Regions from separate parts of the Homo sapiens genome. Here regions 1 and 3 are each linked to region 2. A link is a contact called in ENCODE Hi-C or POLR2A ChIA-PET data. All regions are on one chromosome and are shown on one strand. The core of a region is the stretch at or near the end of the contact, and the rest is flanking DNA. Distances in the headings are between cores, read along the strand shown.

Evidence for each region. A loop is a pair of places that touch in the nucleus more often than their neighbours do. ChIA-PET counts read pairs that join two places held with the same protein, here RNA polymerase II (POLR2A). Pooled maps may share reads with other maps.
Region 1: a loop to region 2 is called in a map of B cell, with 3 times the contacts of the local background. The contact joins the enhancer-like site here to the promoter of SUV39H2-DT in region 2. A Hi-C loop is called at or near these places in 1 of 168 maps with a recorded cell type or tissue (B cell) and 4 of 50 pooled maps. POLR2A ChIA-PET finds 5 or more read pairs at or near these places in 2 of 52 experiments (OCI-LY7 and activated CD4-positive, alpha-beta T cell).
Region 3: a map of endothelial cell of umbilical vein shows a loop between it and region 2 (4-fold over the local background). The contact joins the enhancer-like site here to the promoter of SUV39H2-DT in region 2. A Hi-C loop is called at or near these places in 1 of 168 maps with a recorded cell type or tissue (endothelial cell of umbilical vein) and 2 of 50 pooled maps. POLR2A ChIA-PET finds 5 or more read pairs at or near these places in 4 of 52 experiments (A549, HEK293T, SK-N-SH and 1 more).

Annotation. Positions count from the first base shown.
Region 1 is chr10:14,749,514-14,753,802 of GRCh38, forward strand. All of the region lies in intron 1 of FAM107B (family with sequence similarity 107 member B), which reads right to left. Among named protein-coding and RNA genes, the nearest start is that of FAM107B, 23 kb to the right of the region's middle. RefSeq lists an enhancer at 1,952-2,869. Within about 2 kb of position 2,223, at least 22 of the 41 ENCODE cell types and tissues checked have a DNase peak (open chromatin) inside an H3K27ac peak, as active enhancers do; they include B cell and OCI-LY7, where a contact is called at or near this core.
Region 2 is chr10:14,875,271-14,879,908 of GRCh38, forward strand. It overlaps SUV39H2-DT (SUV39H2 divergent transcript), which reads right to left and starts at 3,389. Exons shown (of 1, transcript NR_186426.1): 1 at 1,053-3,389. It overlaps SUV39H2 (SUV39H2 histone lysine methyltransferase), which reads left to right and starts at 3,596. Exons shown (of 6, transcript NM_001193424.2): 1 at 3,596-3,649. The coding sequence starts at 3,619. RefSeq lists a silencer at 3,330-4,069.
Region 3 is chr10:14,780,587-14,785,170 of GRCh38, forward strand. No RefSeq gene overlaps it. Among named protein-coding and RNA genes, the nearest start is that of FAM107B, 8.0 kb to the left of the region's middle. Within about 2 kb of position 2,170, at least 3 of the 41 ENCODE cell types and tissues checked have a DNase peak (open chromatin) inside an H3K27ac peak, as active enhancers do; they include endothelial cell of umbilical vein, where a contact is called at or near this core.

The DNA.
Region 1 (4,289 bases), core at 973-3,472, 130 kb before region 2:
TAATAATTTCCCCTGGCCCTAGCACCCTTTCTCCCTGGTCAAATGAATAATGTAACAGCCTTACTAGAACCAAGTCATGACCAAAGTTCACATCCCAGCCACAGCGAGGCCTTCGCAGAGATGGGAACCGAGCCAGCAGCCCAGGAGCTGCTTATTCCATATCCCTCTATCTGGACCATCTCTCCCCATTGCCCTCTTCCATCCCAGGGAGCAGGGGCACCATCCTCCCTACCATCCCGCTGAAGTCCCTAAAATTGCCAGCAACCATGTCTTTTGAGAAAAGGCACAGTTCCAAAACCACATTATGCCAACACAAATGTGTTATGGAGGGGTCATGAGAGCCACTAGCACGTCCACAAAGAGTTCTTGAGAGAATGAAACCTAAGGTCAGAAACAGGGAAGGAAAGATAGGTCTAATCCCACCTGGGAACGCCAGGAAGGCTGCCATGCAGGAGGCACCTCAGAGGCCATCTTGAAGAGCGAGGGGGTGGGGCCTAAGGCACCTGGGAACTCCGGAAGTTGGAAGCGAACAGCTCCAGCGAGGAGGGCACCAGGAAAAAATCACCCTGGGCCAGAAGAACAATATGGAGGCAAAGCCAGGATGAAAACCCATTGGTAGCATCCTCAAGGCTTTCTTATGGAAGAAGAATTGCTCTCACCCACAAGCGTCTTCTAAAGGTATCCCCAGAGACAACTGCCTGTGGCTAAAGCCAAGACTTGGGGCATGGGGTGTCTTTGGAAACCAGGGGAGCCACATCGTAACGGAAAGACATAAACATAGAACTCCCTAGAAAAGCATTTTTTTAAAGCACTGCAAGCCGAGCATGGTGGCTCAAGCCTGTAATCCCAGCACTTTGGGAGAGCAAGGTGGGTGGATCATTTGAGGTCGGGAGTTCAAGACCAGCCTGGCCAACATGGTGAAACCCTGTCTCTATTAAAAATACAAAAATTAGCTGGGCGGGATGGTGCACACCTGTAATCCCAGCTACTCGGGAGCCTGAGGCGGGAGAATCGCTTGAACCCGGGAGGGGGAGGTTGCAGTGAGCTGAGATCACGCCACTGCACTCCAGCCTGGGCAACAGAGTGAGACTCTGTCTCAAAAACAATAAAATAGCACTGCAAAGCTATCAAAGGCAACACCGTTCTAGTCTCAGTTGGATATGTGGCTCATGCCTGTAACCCTGGCACTCTGGGAGGCTGAGATGGGGGAATTGCTTGAGCCTAGGAGTTTGAGACCAGCTTGGGTAACACAGTGAGATGCTGTCTCTACAAAAAAATTTTAAAAATTACCTGGGTGGTGCATGCTTCTAGACGGGAAGGGGGCTCCAAGGGTGGCTTCTTGGAGAGGGATGGGACAGAGTGGGGACCTGAAGGCTGTGGGGTGCATGGGCAGATGCTGGACACCCCTCAGGGTACCATGAGGAATCAGGGGTGGGCACGATGGGGGAGCTTGGCCTCCAGCTTTTTCACTCTTGTTCCAGTTCAGCAATCAGGAGCAGACCTGCCCAAGGCATGGTTTCCATGGTGGCACATCTGGGAGGGGCCTGGCCCCATGTGCTGTTGACATCCGCTAGGTAATGAGGAGGAAGCACATGGGCCCCAGCTGGGCAGATGGGCTCTGCACATCTGCTGCCTCCCTTCCTCATTAGGGTCCCAGGGGAGCGGCGGAATCCAGACACAAAGACCCCACCCCAGCCTCCCCAAGGAGGATGCACACATGGGTTTCCAATGCAACTCTTCATTATTAAAACGAGAGGACGTTTTGGGAAAATGTTTGATGTTTGTACAATTTCTCATACACAGCCCTTGTCCTGCCAGGAGCTAAGTGTGCTTGGACCATACAGCATGGCCTGTGCTTGCTTTTGTGAGCAGAACAGTCCAGCTGGGAAACCACCACTGAGAAGGGGAGTCTGAAAACCTAGGCTGTTCGAAGCACTGGGCAGAGCTCCCAGGGAAGACAAGTTGAATAGAGTGAACTTATATGGGATTTTTTTCTTTTTTTTCTTAGAGACAGGGTCCAGCTCTGTCACCCAGGCTGGAGTGCAGTGATGTGATCAGAGCTCATTACAGCCTTTACCTCCTGGGCTAAAGCGATCCTCCAACTCAGCTTCCCAAAGTGATGGAAATTACAGCCGTGAGCCACTACTCCCGGCCTCCTTATAAGGAAATTATTTGAAAAAACTGTGAGGAGTCCTGGGATCCCCAGAGATCTATCGACCCTACACAGCTGCTTCTAGAGTTGACTCTGTGTTCCGCAAGAGCTGCAGGGCCAAGAGCTTGAGGAAGTGCCAGGCTGCTGAGAGAAGGTTGTAACGCACCGAGACTGAAGCCCAGGCCTGGGCTTCCACTTCCGCCTCCAAAGGAGGTAAAGGGCTGGGAACAAGACCAGTGAGTTTCCCAAATGGCTGGGAAGGTGAGAAGTTTGCAAAATGAATGAAGGGAATCAGAAAATAGGTTTAATCCATGGCACCTCCCTTGCTCTGGGTTTCTGGTGTTTTTGAAATACCCACTGGTTTCCCTATTGTGATATTTACTGGGCCAAGGAGGATTTTTTTCCATTTCAGACTGATGTCACTCCCAGCCTGTTGGTTTCCCAATATCCCATCTGCTGAGGCAGCAGACTCCCGCAGGGAGCCTAAGCCATGGGCTGTGGCCAGAGAGACAGGCAATCCATCCTTCCTGTTTGTGCTCAGCCTGGAAAGTGAAGCCTGGAAAAAGGGACTCAACCAATCTCCCTGACTTGAGGGCTTCTCCCCTTTTGCCCCTCACTCACCTCTTTGCAGTGTGATCATCTCTGAGCCTCCCTCCAGGGAGGAAGGACAGAGTGCCTGGAAGGCATCCAGCTTTGCAGTTTCTCGATCCTGTACCCTGAGAGGTTTCCCTATCCCATTCTACCAGCAAAACATTCAGACGAGTGTTTTGCTTCTTTTCTGGGAGGTAGTCCAGATACAAAGACATATAGGTTCTAGTAAACCTCGGTTGTGAATAAGAAGAGTTTTAGTATAGGACGCAAACTGTCAATCCTGATGTAAGTGAACCACGCTGTGGAGTTTAATCGCATCGTGTATGTGGGACCTCTGTGTGGGAAAGAATCTGTTGGCGACTATAAGATGAATGCATCAGACTCATAAAAGCTGGCCAGGTTTGGTGGTTCACACCTGTAATCCCAGCAGTTTGGGAGATGGAGCCAGGTGGCTTGCTGAGCCACAGGAGTTCAAGACCAGCCTGGGCAATGTGGCGAGACCCCATCTCTACAAAAAATACAAAAATTAGCCGGGTGTGGTGGCACATGCCTGTGGTCCCAGCTACTTTGGAGGCTGAGGCCAGAGGACTGCTTTAGCCAAGGAGGTTGAGGCTACAGTGAGCTGTGATCACACCACTGTACTCCAGCTTGGGCAACAGAGCAAGACCCTGTCTCAAAAAAAAAAAAAATGACTCATAAAAGCTTAGCCATTCAAATAGCACATTGTATAAGAGAAATGCCAAGACTGAGTAATTTTATCCACTAAGTATAATTTTAATAAAGTATCAGTGTTCCCAAAGTACAAAGCTGACCCTCTAAAGTTTCTAGCTCAAAAGCTATTTATGGCATTACCAAAAAGATGGTAAAAAGAGTGATCGTAGTTGTCAGTGTGTAGACACACACAGACACAAACACAACACACAGAAACACAGGCAGAGCACACACGCATGTTCACACTGCACACAAAGGTATACACTCAGAAACACACATACATATCAATACACACATAAAAAGTTTTTATGATCACCCTTTTCCCAACAACCCAAGCTCTGCCACTGGCTCCTAACCAGGATAGCAATGGTGACAAGGAGTGATGGATGGGAGCTTAAAACCCCGTTACATCAAAGCCGTGAAGATTAGATTAAAAACCAAGCTCTCCCTCTCTATCCCAACACCTTCATCATGGGAGGTCTTCCTCAAACTTGCTGATGCTCAAGTGAAATTCACAATATACAGGAAGAACTTCTAGATTTTACCAGAGAGCACCAGTGTAATTATCTGGTGCTTAGTTAACTCCCAAAGTGAAATCGAGCTCATCTTTTTCAGTTTTCCTCAGATCCATTATGTTTGTTGTGTGTAGATGGTTGGGAAGGAAATAAGGGGAAAGGAATGAAATAAAAAGTTAAGGGTAAATGTTTCCATGACTGACTTTTGTTTACTTCAATTTTTTACTTCACATCTGTTCTTCCATGAGAATGATAAATTTTACTGTTTCTCAAAGAAGAGAAGAAAATATGCTTAACATTTCCATTTTAGTAACCAGAGA
Region 2 (4,638 bases), core at 2,139-4,638:
AATTCACATTCTTAATCTAGTGTTCATTCTATGATTCTTTGCCTCTCAGAAGAGAACGTTTATTTCAGTAGAAGAGGAGACACTCCAGAAATCATGTGGTCTTTGTGAAAAAAATACTGGGAAAGGGTCATGATTCTCTACTTTTCCCTTGAGGACCCTGGTGTGTGTCTCTCAGTGGCTTTTTATTTCTCTCTCCATTTATAGCCAGGATTTACCAACACCCTCAAACATTTTAGTCCCAGGAACCCTTTATAGTCTTAAAAAATAACATGTTGAGAACCCATAGAGCTTTTGTTTGTTACATATACATAAAATGTAGTTATATAACTATAGTTACCATATGGAAATTAAAACCAATTTTAAAAATTATTTCTAAGTAATAAAGTTAATTTTTTATGAGAAATAATTTTTCTAAGACAAAAAATTAGTGGCAAGGGTGGTATCTGGGGTTTTATTTTTTGTTTTTTGTCTTGAGACAGGGTCTTGCTCTGTTGCCCAGGCTGCAATGTAGTGGTTTGATCATAGCTCACTACACCCTCAAACTCCTGGGCTCAAGCGATCCTCCCACCTCAGCTTCCTGAGTAGCTGGGACCCCAGGCATGTGCCACCACGCCCAGCTAATTTTTTAGTAGGGTTGCCCTGGCTGGTCTCTAGCAATTCCTCAGCCTCCCAAAGTGCCAAGATTATACGTGCGAGCCACTTTGCCTAGCCAAAAGCAGTATTTTGTATTTTTTCAAATCTCTTTAATGTCTGGCTTAATAGGAGATAGCTATGTTCTGGTACCTGCGTCTTCGTTCAATGTGTTGCAATATTCAAATTGTGTAACCTCTAGAAAATTCCACTATGTACTCATGAGCGAAGGAAGGCAGAGAACATGTTGGTCTGAAAATAGTTTTGCGCTCATGAACCCTGTGAAGAGTCTTCGGGTCCCAATTACCATACTTTGAGAATTGCTGCTCTAGATAGTAAACACGGTGATGAATGTTGAACAGACAGGGCCTCATCTATGCGCTGGAATGGATGGGATTCAAGACACGAAACGAAACACTGGATTTACAAAATAGTGCGATGCATTCATTATGAATCAAGACCAAAGAACAAAAACCCGACAAGATAATTGCAAATTTTGATGAGTGCTTTTTAAGGATGCAAAGTAGGGCTAAAGAATGAGGTAACATGCGAGGCCTCTGTCAATAGGTGGTGTTTAAGCTGAGACCCAAGTGATCTGAAGGTAGCCATGTGAGGAGGGGAAGGAGCCTGTCCTCTTAACCGGAAAGTAATTTCCAGCTGCCTTCAGTGATTTGCTTTATCCGCTGCTCCTGTCACTAGGAAGTCAGCTCCATGAGGACTGGGTCTTTTTTCTTTCTCATCCACTGCTATATTCCCAGCACCTATCAGGTGCCTGGCACATAGGAGATGCACAGTAAAAGATTTCTGGGTAAGTGGGGCCGGGGAAAGGCCAGGAAAATGAGTAAAGGGGAGAGTGGCACCAAGTGAGGTGAGACAGGATTCCCATCACTGGAGGCCCTGCCGGCCATCTGGAGGTTTGAGTTTTATTCTGAATGCTACGAAGTTCAGAAGTGTATTTTTCCGGATATGTTCAATTTGAGATGTTTGTGCAACACCTAAGGGCATATGTCCATTACGCACTGTGGATATTCTAGCCTGGAATTCAGGCAGAGGCCAGGGCCGGAGACGATAAGTGAGGCATCTTGTGTGTCAAGATGCTATTTAAATCCATGGGAATTGGGGCAGTCACATAGGGAGAGGGCGGAAAAGAAATGCAGTCCCAGGACTACAGTCTCTTCTCTGAGGAACCCAGGTTGGACTGAGGAAAAGGAGCCAAAAAGGATTCAAGAGTGGCCAGTGAGTAGCGATGGCCGCTCCTTGGTGGGCTCTGAAAACATACAGGAGAGGTAATGAATACAGGGGCCGGTTAGGACGGGAGGCTGTATCCAAGTCTGAAGGCATAATCCTAGATAGACTAAGCCTTAAAGGGCCTGGATGCTCTTCCAGGTGACAGGGTTGGACAGGGCCTTTTATTCCTTATCTCAAGGTAATGAGATATGGAATACAAAATTTACTAAGGACTCAAATCTTAGAAACATGTCTGAGAAATGCAGTTGCATTGAAACACACACGGACTGCAGAACAGTATTTGTATTATGATGCCGTTTGTAGCTAAATAAAGTCTGGGAGCATGAGTGTGTGTGAGGAAGTGGTGTTTCCCATCGTAGAAAATGATTAAATATTTAAAAACGAGAAGTTAAAAAGAAAATCACTCCGAAAAGGCTATTTCGTTATTTTCCTATACATTTTTTTCTTCCATAGTTAAAACTATATTTCAGGGGGATTTGTTTTGGTTTTGCTGAATACTAAAAGCTTCATGAACACCTTTTTAAGACGGCTAGACAGTATTTCATAATGGAATCAAATAATTAACTATTCCTTTAATGGTCTGCGTTCATTTCCAGTATTTCAAATTTATACATACTGCTTTGAAACGTTTATGTAATTTTTTACATGAATTTTTTAAGGAGATATCAAATGGCCTTCTGCCAGTTTTCGTTATTTGCTCTAAGATTTCTGCTTTAGGTTGTTTAGAACAATCATGGATGCAGCGTCAAGAATGGGTGGGGGAGGGGGGTGGAGACCAGGTGGGAGGCCCCTGGAGTCGTCCTGCAGCTTCCTTACTAACGTGTCCTTCTCCTCCCGGCCCCCACCCGCCACCAGGCCGAGCTCAGGAGCTTGGCAACAACATGGGAGGGGAGCTCGGGTCCCCTTACAGACCTACCCAATCCCAATTTACATTAAAGTTGAGCCCAGGAGGTCTAGTCTGCAGTGAGCCGTAATCGCGCCACTGCACTCCAGCCTGGGTGACAGAGTGAGACCTCATCTCTTAAAAAATTCCAAGTCCAGCTCCCCCACCCCCGACGATTCGTAAGCCCCTTTAAGTGAGAAGCACTGATGTGGACCGGTGGTTTCCGCTGTGCCGCACATTAGGATCAGCTGGGAGCTGGATAGCACAGGCCACACCCCACACCAACCAGTCGGAATCCCGGCGACTGCCCCAAGCCAGCGGAACCTCTCCAGCCATGCCCACGTGCAGCCGCTTCCGAAGCCCGGAGCTCTAGAGGGAGCGGTGTCGGGGGGAGACTAACCATGGCCCACGGGGCTGCGGTAGCTGCGGAACCGTACCCGACAGGCAGCGTCCCCGGCTCCCTAGGTCCCCGCTGCCCGTGTCGGATCTCGCAGTGTGCGAGTGCTGCCGAAGTAAGACGTCTCCAAAGCGCAAAGTCCTGGCCGACGTCTTCCCGAGTGAAGGCGCCAAACGGGCCTGGCGAAGGGAAGGGGGCGCCGGACACTGCCGAGGATCCGGGAGCACGCGCGCTCGCCCCGCCCCGCTCCTCGCGCTTGGGGCCGGGCCTAGCTTTGGGGCGCAGGCGCGCTGGCCGCCGCGGCGGGGGGTCGGCCGCCAGTGACGTCAGGACGCCGTGCGGGTTCCGTCCCCCAACAAGCCCCGGCCCCCAAGTCCCGCGCGGGCCGGCCAGGGGCGGGGCGTCGGGCCAGCTGAGCTATCCCGTCAGACCGCGCCAGTTTGAATGAAAGCTCTACAAGATGGCGGCGGTCGGGGCCGAGGCGCGAGGAGGTGAGGCTGGAGCGCGGCCCCCTCGCCTTCCCTGTTCCCAGGCAAGCTCCCAAGGCCCGGGCGGCGGGGCCGTCCCGCGGGCCAGCCAGATGGCGACGTGGCGGTTCCCCGCCCGCCGCGACCCCAACTCCGGGACGCACGCTGCGGACGCCTATCCTCCCCCAGGCCGCTGACCCGCCTCCCTGCCCGGCCGGCTCCCGCCGCGGAGGTGGGCACTGTCCGAGCCTGGGGCACTTCGGAAGTGGAGCGTGGCCTCTCCGCCCGCTCGGCCCGGCCCCCTCCGCGTCTCCCGTGGCGGCCTCGGGCTTCGAGGCCGCTCCCCGGCAGTCCCCGGTTGGAGGTCCGGGGGGCACGGCTGCGACTGGCTCCTTTGTGGTGGTTCGAGCGCGGCGTGCGGCATGCGCCCGGGCCTTTGAAGTGGGAGGCGGGAAGCGACGCCCGCCGGCGTGAACATGACCTTAATATCAGAGGGGGAGAGTAAATCGGGGCGCCTGTGTGCTAAGAAAGGGGATAAGCGAGGAATCCCCCCCAAGGCGGACACGCTAGGAGGTTGAGTGCCTCGTTGGAGAATCGCCCAGAAAGTGGGTATTTGAGGTTGCAGCCTCTGGCTTACGGTAACTCTTTCACCCACCGGGAGCTTGGTGTTATTTCTGTGGACGCTGGGGAATTGGGCACCGGGGAACTGGGCACCGAGCGCGCGTGGGTGTGGGCGTCGGGGGGTGTTGGTGTCGCGCACGCTTTGAGAGCCTGGAACTTTTCCGTGCGTTCCGGAATGTAAAGGTGTTTTCAAGCTCGTCTCCTCTCCGCTGGGATTATGACCTCATTATCCCTGAATTTTTCTCCTTGGAGAATGTCAGGGGTTACTGTGAACCAGCGGAAGGTGTTTGTGGTGGTCATGAACTATTTAATTTTGTCAGTGAAATCTTTTTCTGCATTACTGGAGACTGTCGAGAGATTGTCTTTCTTTTTTTAACCACGTGTTTGCAGTT
Region 3 (4,584 bases), core at 920-3,419, 96 kb before region 2:
AATGAGTCCTAATCAATATATCACTCAGGTGTACCAGCAAATCATGGAAACCTTCACCATGGTTGCAGAAGAGAATGAAAATTTTATCAACTTGACAGTGGCAAAATAAAGGGAAAGCTGAAAGATTTTGAACGATAGGAAGGTTGTTATGGAGGGGGTGATATGAGCAAAGGGAAGGTTGAGTTTGCTAATATTCTTATATTTCAAAGTCAAACGATGCTTCCTATGGTTGATACAAAAAGCAATCAAGTTTTAAGTGTGGTGTTTGATGTTGCAGAAGTGACAAGGGGAAAACTGGAAATAAAGATGGAACAGTGTTGGGAGGAGATGGGGTGTAGTAAGTAGCTAAACGCTCATCTATCTTATTAGAAAATCAATAGATAATGTCTAAAGTTGACAGATAAATAGAGGCATAAGCATATTAGTTAGTGGGAGAGATATCCATCTATCATAGAAAAATGTCAATAAATAATATTTTAAGTCAATGAATTAAGAAACAGAAATATAAACATATGATTTATATTACGGTGCTATCTATCAAAAAAAAAACTAAAGACAAACAGTTATAAGCAGTTGCCTTTAAGGAAGAAGAATGGAAATGAGGCAGAAGATGATTCCTTCTATTATAAACTCTTACGTATGTTTTATATTTAAATCATATAGAAGTATTACTTAATAGAATTTTTTTAATTTAAAAGGAATAAAGTCAACTTACATGGGGCAATATGAAAAATTGCCAGGAAATACTTTGAATGACAAAAGCAAATTGAAAAGTTAAGCACATGTGGATATCTAAAAATATACCCATATAAATATATACATGTATGTGCTTACTTTTATGTAGAAAAGCTTCAGAGGAATGTCCAAGAAGTCTTCTGCCTCCGGAGAGGGGACACTAAAGGTCTGATTTGGGAGGAAGATGCTTTTCATGGTATACCCTGTTGTACTGTTTGAATTTTGTTAACCATGTGCAAATACTAACTTTTCTATTAGAAAAAAATAGCATGGAAACATCCCAAGGTGACAAGGCACCAACATGCTCAGTTCTAGGTGAGGTCTCAGATGAAAATCAAGCATGTGGCACCAATGATCTCTCCAAAGGGGAGACCAGCAGAGCGGATCTCAGCCATTCAGTGCCTCCATCAGGATGCCTTAAGAAGATTTGTCATTTTCCATAGAGAGCGCATAGAGAAAGCACTATCACTGGGGCCCATGTCTTCAAACATCATTGATTGAGAACTCACTGCAGAGCAGGTTCTGAGTCAGGTGCTACTTGGAGTGAAATAAGCCAGGATCCTGCTCTCTTGGAGCCCAAAGGGCAGTAGAGCACATGAGTGAGTGTGGTGAGTGCAGTGAGGAAACCCGCTGGCTCCTGGAAATAAGATAATGACCCAAGTCAGGAAGCCCGGCTGATCTTGCATCCCCTTGTTTCCTGAGTCTCACTTTCTCTGTGGGGATCCCGCTAATCGCTTCTGCCACAGTGGCCTCGGGAGGCACTGCCCTCTGCCTTAAAAATCCAGCCCAAGAAAAGGGACACAACTGCCCCTTCTGCACAATTCAGCGGATAATCATCTTTGGTGCATGACCAGACTTTGCTGATTACAAAAGGCAATTATGCCTCTCTAAAAAAAAGTTTTCTTTTTGACTGTTTGCTGGGTAACATCATTGTCGGTGCCCCAAAGCCCCCAGGTTATTTGTCGCAGGGTCTTCCGGGGCTTCCGGTCTGCCGAGTTCCTGTTCAGCATCTGGGTAGCATGGACTGTCTTACCCCTGTCAAGCCCATCTAGATAGGCCGGGCGCGGTGGCTCACGCCTGTAATCCCAGCACTTTGGGAGGCCGAGGCGGGCGGATCACAAGGTCAGGAGATAGAGACCATCCTGGCTAACACAGTGAAAACCCGTCTCTACCAAAAATACAAAAAAAAAAAAAAAAAAAAAAAAATTAGCCGGGCATGGTGGCATATGCCTGTAGTCCCAGCTACTCGGGAGGCTGAGGCAGGAGAATCACTTGAACCTGGGAGGCGGAGCTTGCAGTGAGCCGAGATCGTGCTATTGGACTCCAGCCTGGGCGACAGAGTGAGACTCCGTCTCAAAAAAAAAAAAAAAAAAAGGCTCATCTAGATTCCTTAGAATCTAGGCTTAAGCGATAAGGCCCTGGGTTCCCTCGCTCTCCTAAGAGCCACCTTGCTAGTCATTTCCTGCCCCAAGATGATTAATGCTGAGAACATCCTCTGCCCTAAGGGAAGACCGACCTTTGCTCCCAGGCCTTAGCCTTGGTACCAGCAGGACAGCACGCACAACGGAGTTCAGGAGTCCCACATCAGTCCCTGAAAGTAACAGGAAGCATCATTTCTTTCTCAGTGTGGAGGAAGGAAGGTCACCTAACCAAGACAGGAGGGGCAGAGGAAGGGGCAGGAAACAGATCTGGGGTATAAGACCCAGAAACACAGCAGTGGTTGTAGATAAGGCCAGGATCAGTGCCATTGTCTGATTTCACATCCTCTCCCTTCCCCTATATTTACACTCATGCACTGCGTAACAATGTTTCAGTGAACAAGGGCCCGCATACATGGCAGTGGTCCCATAAGATAATAATACTGTATTTTAGGTTTCGATACACAAATACTTACTTGTGTTAAAACTGCCTGTAGTATTCAGTATAGTCACATGCTGTCCAGGTTTGTAGCCTAGGAGCAATGGGCTATACCCTATACCCCAGGTGTGCTGTGGACTCTACCATCCATGCGATATTTGTACAGTGAAATTGCCTAATTTTACGTCTTTCAGAATGTATCCCTGTCGTTAACCAGCACATGACTATATTTTTAAATCAAAGTGAACTTAAAATGGGGATTCACTTCCATTTTTTTGGTAAGGATTTTTTTTTTTTTTTTTTTTGAGATGGAGTCTGGCTCTGTCACCCAGGCTGGAGTGCAGTGGCACAATCTCGGCTCACTGCAACCTCTGCCTCCTGGGTTCAAGCGATCCCCTGCCTCAGCCTCCCATGTAGGTGGAATTACAGGCACCCGCCACCATGCCTGGCTAATTTTTGCATTTTTAGTAGAGACAGGGTTTTGCCATGTTGACCAGGCTGGTCTCGAACTCCTGACCTCAGGTGATCTACCCACCTCAGCCTCCCAAAGTGCTGGGATTACAGGCATGAGCCACCACACCCAGCCTTTGGTAAGAATTTCTCCAACATTTCTGAGGTCAGTGAAAATGCCCTAATTGTGTTGCAAAACTAGATTTGACTGTCATCGGGTTTGCCTGGAAGCAAGACTGCCCTGCCTTCACAATCTGGAATTCTCTTTACTCCTCTTTTTAATCCTCACACTGAATTCCCAGCTGATTACAAAATTATCTTCCTTCAGGAAAAAGAAATCAAAAGCTTTTCTGCTTTCTACCCAAAAGTACCGCTGAAATGTAAAGGGCTGGTGAATCAGGTAGCCTAAGAAAAATACACCTTTCCTGTCTGATGCTCAGCAATGCCCCAAGCTTCAGGACTCTACTGACATCATTATCACTTCTTTTTTTTTTTTTTTTTTTTTTTTTTTGAGGCAGAATCTTGCTTTTTTGCCCAGGCTGGAGTACAGTAGCACACTTTTGGCTCACTGCAACCTCCGCCTTCCAGGCTCAAGCAATTCTCCTGCCTCAGCCTCCTGAGTAGCTGGGATTACAGGTGCCCACCATCACGCCCAGCTAATTTTTGTATTTTTATTAGAGATGGGGTTTCACCATGTTGGCCAAGCTGGTTTTGAACTCCTGTCCTCAAATGATCTGCCTGCCTCAGCCTCCCAAAGTGCTGGGATTACAGGTGTGAGCCACCATGCCCGGCCATAGACATCATTATCACTTCTACTAATACTTCAGAGGAAATACTGATCAGGTTCCTATTTAGCTTCCTTCAATGGACCCTTGTCCTTTGGGTGGATTCAGAGACCCCCAGATATGCCCACTCCCCATCTCCTGTCACTATTCTTCTTGGCCCACAGCCTGCATTCGGGGGGGTGTTCAGCCTCCTGGGGTGGCCGGAAGAACAGGCAGCCAAAGTCGAGGCCATCCCTGGAGAGTTAATAAAGCCAGATAGAATTCTATCCTTGGGAAGGTGGCTAGGCCATGTCATTGCACAATCAGTACGATGTCTTATCTGCAAATAGTGTCCAGCTGTCTACAAATTTTTGCCCCAGTTGTTTCAGAGTGAAAAAGCATCTGCCTTAAGCCACATGCCCTGTATCCTTTCCCAATAGCTGCCCCTTGGCAATGTGTTGTCCCATATTCACATCCCACCTGCCCTAGGACTTCCAGCCCATTGCATTCTTCATCCTCCCAGGGCCAAGTGTGCTAACCATCCTTGCCTTCCTGTGTGACACACTATGGGCAAGTGGTGACGAAGGAATGAAGAGAGCAGGTCCTATAGCAAGTTGCCCACAAATGAAAAATCTTCATACTGTATTAATCTTTAAAAGTAGATTATAAAGCATTATATATGATCTCATTTGTTAAAGAAAGAGCCATTAAATTTTAAAGAAAAAGTGAATATGATTCCTGATACAGGTCAAAGCACTAATCCAAGTTCTAAATGACT